Regions from separate parts of the Homo sapiens genome. Here region 2 is linked to region 1. A link is a loop called in an ENCODE intact Hi-C map of the cell type or tissue named here. Cell type or tissue: Caco-2. All regions are shown on one strand.

Region 1 (2,500 bases):
ATTAAAGCCAGAAGGACCCAGCCTTCATCTCGATTCTTTGATGGCTAGCGGTGGGGCCCTGAGTACTCAGGGCACATGAGCGGGAATTGCTGCCAGGAGCTCCAGGGCTGCCAGGATGGAAGCTCTTCCATCCTAGGGCCCTATTTCAAAAGTAATTTTAAAAAAAAAAAACCCCAAAGCCAGTATCATGATTGACTGAAATTAATCACATCACTCCAAAGGCATCTTCCACCAACACTGGCCCTCTGTCCTGGTCTGAGAGTGGATAGCGGTGGAGTGATCAAATGACTCAGGTTGGAAGTTGCAGGAAAAACCCCCTGAGTGAGCAGTATGGCCAGGGCGGTGGGTCAAATGAGAGTGGCACTCAGAGCAGAGGCTGTGCACACTTACCCATCCATCATTTATTATTTCTTCATCCAACCACCACTCACTGAGAACTTCGTCTGTGTGAGGCCCTGGGGAACTACAATGAATACAATGTGGCTTTGGTGGTTGAAGCTCACAGATGAAAACAGAATGCTGGTGTGTCTACAAGGAGCCGATCCTCTTACAGATATTGTTTCACTGAATTTTATCATCACTTTGAGGTCCGTGTTATAATCTTCATTTTACATCATGAGGTTGTTGAGAAGCATTTGAGGTTGAATAATTTAAGTCACTGTCTTAGTCAACCTGGGCTGCCATCACGAAATATCACAGCCTGGATGCCTTGAACATCACAACTTCATTTCCTCTCAGTTCCAGTGCCAGCAAATTCAGTGTCTGGTGAGGGCTCTCTTCCTTACTCACAGATGCCACTTTCTTACTGTGTCCTCACGTGGCAGAGAGAAACAGCCAAATCCCTCTCTCCCTCTTTTTATAAGGCCACCAATCCCACTGGATTAGGACCTCTCCCCTATGATTTCATTTGACTCCAATTACCTCCCAGAAACCCGTCTCCAAATATCACCACATTTGGAGTTAGGATGTCAACATAGAAAGCTGAGGGCGGGGGCACAATTCAATCCCTAACAGTCAGTCAGTCAGTCTCAGAACAAGATTTAAAACTGGATGCATCTGCTTCCAAAGCTGGTGTCCGCTCTACTCTACTACCCTACTCTACTCTACTCTACTCTACTGTACTCTACTCTACTCGCTGCCTTCTCCACGCTTACCACTTGCAGGTTATAGACCCCTTGAGAATGATTTGGGGGGACATTCTTGGCCCCCAGCCTTGTGCTGAGTATCACCAGCTCTTTGGGCAGTGCCAACATTTCAGGATCGGTGGGCACCCCCTTCTCACTTGTTGTTGAGGTTGATGTCCTATATTAATTTTAATGATTTTGCCACATTCACCTCCAATTGTCACCATTTAAGCAAGAGCCTTAAACAGGTGTTCCAAGGTCACATGCGTTTGGAATTTGTTTCCCTGCCCTTTGTCCTGGGAAGATATCCACCTCTGGGGGGAAGATCAAAGTGCAAATTCCTGACTGCCTCTCCTCGTGACAAAAACCACATGCAGAATGCCATGCTGATAGGACAAGTGTGGTATGCAGCTGGAGAGGCAAGTCGGCTGAAAAAGGAGACGCCTCTCCTCCCCCTTCAAGGCCCAGCCTGAAGCCATAAAGATCTTTGGTGCTTTAACTAGGATTAAGAAAATTCCAGGCGGAAACCAACAGTTGACTTCTTTGGGCTTTCTCTTGATTAACTCCACATAAACCAAAGTTCTATGCCTTGTAGAATTCCAACTATGGATATTCTCAATCAATCTACTATTTCCCATGACAGAAGCAGGTATTGGTCCTTTGCAGACATTGAAAATAGGCCAAACAGAGCCTCGAATAATTTGGCCTCATGGGGCCACAATCCATCTCAGTTTTTAATGCATGTTTCTCTTCAGCAGATTGTGCACGAATGATTTTACTAATGAGGTAAGGAGGACACACCTCAATAAAGCCAAGTAATTACTCTAACTCAAAATACTTGCACAGCACCTCCAATATGGATTATAAACTAGCATGTTCAGATAAACTGAAGCCCACTCAGCTTCTGTGTTGGATGTGGAAATCCTCCAGCATTCAGCATGGGCATGCACAGAGCCGGACGCAGGGTTTTTTTGCAAGAAAGTCGTGAGACATGAAGACTGTAAAACAAGCCTAGTTTCTGGGATACAGAAGTACAGACCATCAGTTTGTGTTTGTCCTCGAGTCTTTGTCTTCTTATAACTGAAGGGCCTTGGACAGGTGATCCCCATGAGCCCCCATCTCTTCAGGATATTCCTCATGTAAAACAGAAGTAACAAGATGGATCTCGCAGTACAACGGAGGGGGTTAGAGTAGATAAGGCGTGCAACAGTGCTGTGAAATCTGTAAAATCCTACAAACACGTTGATTACAAAGATGACTGTGCTAAGCTCAAGAATAGCTACATGTAGTATTCCCAACAGGAAACTCCCCCCAATGTCCAGACACGTCCAATCTGACCCAAATTAATGGATTCTCAAAGAGAATGTAATACTAGC
Region 2 (2,500 bases), 200 kb before region 1:
TTTCCATAGGGCTTTCCAGTACATGCCCCATTCTGTCTTATGAGAAGAGAATGGACCTTGAGGGCTTTTTTTCCCCTTCCTTTTTCTGCCAGACGCACTTCCTGCTGCATTGAGAGACTTTTGGAAGGTTCGCCTTTCCCTCAAATTTCTCATGATGTTGAAGAACTATAATCGCCACTGAATGGTCCAGTTTAGCACAGAGAAAGCCAACCAACATTCACCAGCAGACTTTAAATGCTGACAGTTGAAACAGCCAAGAAAAGTTCATTAAGTGCTAAGCAAGAAAAAGAGCAAGAAAATGAGACAGAATCGCTCCCTGGGGCATTGCAAAAGCAGGCCTTTGTGAGGAAACATTCCTGAAGGAATCTGGGGAAATGACATTGTAAAACTGCAACAGACGGCAGGATAGGACAACAGGCTCCCAAATAACTGCATGGCACCACACCAATGCTCCTTGTGGAGGGAGAGCACATCACAGAGCCCCTTGAGAGGCAGGCTGGAGAAGGCTGCCCCAGCACACCCGAACATCAAGGCGTTTTCAAACTTCTCAATTTTCTTTTCTTTTCTTTTTGTTTTGTTTTGTTTTGGAGACACAGTCTCTCTCTGTCACCCAGGGTGCAGTGCAGTGGTGCCATCTCAGCTCACTGCAATCTGCCTCCCGGGTTCAAGCAATTCTCATGCCTCAGCCTCCCAAGTAGCTGGGACTACAGGCACACCACCACACTCAGCTAATTTTTGTATTATTAGTAGAGACAGAGTTTCACCATGTTGCCCAGGTTGGTCTCGAACTCCTGGCTTCAAGCGATCCACCCGCCTCAGCCTCCCAAAATACTGGAATTATAGGTGTGAGCCCCCGCATCCAGCCTAAACTGTTTCTTTAAAGACCATTTGTACTCCCCTTGCCTCAGCACCAAAGGGAATGAGAATTCAGGGAAGCATGCCTCCCCCCTCTCAGTTTGCAGTTGAAAACTGGTCAAGAGGAACCAGGTACATTTGGGTTTTTTCTAAAGAAGCCAAGGATAAAAACCATGGCCACTATACCATGGACAGCTTTGAAATGAACAGAATTGTTTTCACACACAGGACCAGCCAGAGGTAAATGTGCCTCTTCAAAAAATGTGGTGTCAATGCAATGTGCAGAAACTGTCAGGGGTGGGGGAAGGGGACTCTAAGTAGGATGGTCATATCCTGTATTGTCCACACAAGGTCATTTTTGAGAGCAGAAGGAGAAGTTACTACTTACAACACCTGGACAATTCGTTGCAAACCAGCGCTACCCAGGCAAATAAGTGAGTCTGGCCACCTCACCCTGAGTAACGTACTCTGTGAACAAATTGCTGAGGTGAGGAGAAAGAATATCTGGGTTGTAGAGGCAAACACATACTTTTAAAAAAATAAATAAAGAGGCTCTCTCTGGACTTAGTACTTTGACTTTTTCCTGATGCAGTTACAGTCCAAATCACATAGGCATTTCTTATCAGCAAAAGCAGCCAATAAAATACAGAAGGACCGTGAGAGAGATGGGCCAGAGCTCTTGTGAAAGTCTTTCAACACACTGGCGGGCTTCTGCCAACAGGAAAACATTTAGCAAGAGGTGTGCAAGCTATTTGTAGATACAACCCGATCATTCAAAGGTAACTATGATCTGGCACACAACAGCATGTACCCTTTAAAAATAAGCCCATAAAAGTGAAGCTTTGCTTCACATGTCTAAGTGTTTCTGCATTATATATATGATGAATATATATATATATATATTCCAATCAGGTGATTTTGAAAAAGTGAGAAACAGATATATTACCTGGGCACTGGAAATGCCCAGGTTCCTCAGACTTCAGAACTGGCTGAGCCCACAGCACTGCCCTTGCCGGCTACTTCAGGGACAGGTGATTTGAGGCAAGCCTTCTTCAAGTCTGCACCCCAAAAAAATCACCTGGAAAAATCTGAAGTCAGGATAACTACAGTTAAAAAAAAAAAAAAAAAAGCCCAGCAGATAGTGCGAACAAACAGACAAACAACAAAAATCAAGAGTGTTGTCTTGCAGCAGGTTCTTCTGTTCAGTGGCCAAAATTTTACTCCTGGATCCTTCATTTTAAAAATTAATAAATATGGCCAGGCGTGGTGGTTCATGTCTGTAATTCCAACACTTTGGAAAGCTGAGTGTGTGGATCTCTTGAGCTCAGGAGTTCAAGACCAGCCTGGGTGACATGGTGAAAGCCCATCTCTACAAAAAATTCGAAAGTAGCCAGGCATGGTGGCATGCACCTGCCTGGCTACCCAGCTACTCAGGAGGCTGAGGTGGGAGGATCAATTGAGCCCAGGAGGTCCAGGCTACATTAAGCCATGATCACATCACTGCACTCCAGCCTGGGTGACAGGGGGAGACCCTGCCTCAAAAAAATAAAAATAGACCTAAGTCCTCTTGACTCATCCTCAAATGCAAACCTAAAGGAGAAAGGGGGCTTCCCGCCCACCTCAGATCTCCACTTCTGTGCAGCCA

The links. A loop is a pair of places that touch in the nucleus more often than their neighbours do. Peaks named below come from ENCODE experiments on the same cell type or tissue, not always from the same donor. Only the 100,000 strongest peaks of a DNase experiment are listed, where the experiment ranks them.
Region 2: a loop joins it to region 1, with 8 times the contacts of the local background. A loop is called at or near these places in 1 of 110 quality-filtered maps.

What each region holds. Positions count from the first base shown.
Region 1 is chr2:8,608,178-8,610,677 of GRCh38, forward strand. The region is part of intron 1 of LOC105373411 (a long non-coding RNA gene); the gene reads right to left. Among named protein-coding and RNA genes, the nearest start is that of LINC01814, 26 kb to the left of the region's middle. In Caco-2, no CTCF peak of the experiment used is centred here; a DNase peak (open chromatin) is centred at 1,504.
Region 2 is chr2:8,412,474-8,414,973 of GRCh38, forward strand. No RefSeq gene overlaps it. Among named protein-coding and RNA genes, the nearest start is that of LINC00299, 85 kb to the left of the region's middle. In Caco-2, no CTCF peak of the experiment used is centred here; DNase peaks (open chromatin) are centred at 1,238 and 1,548.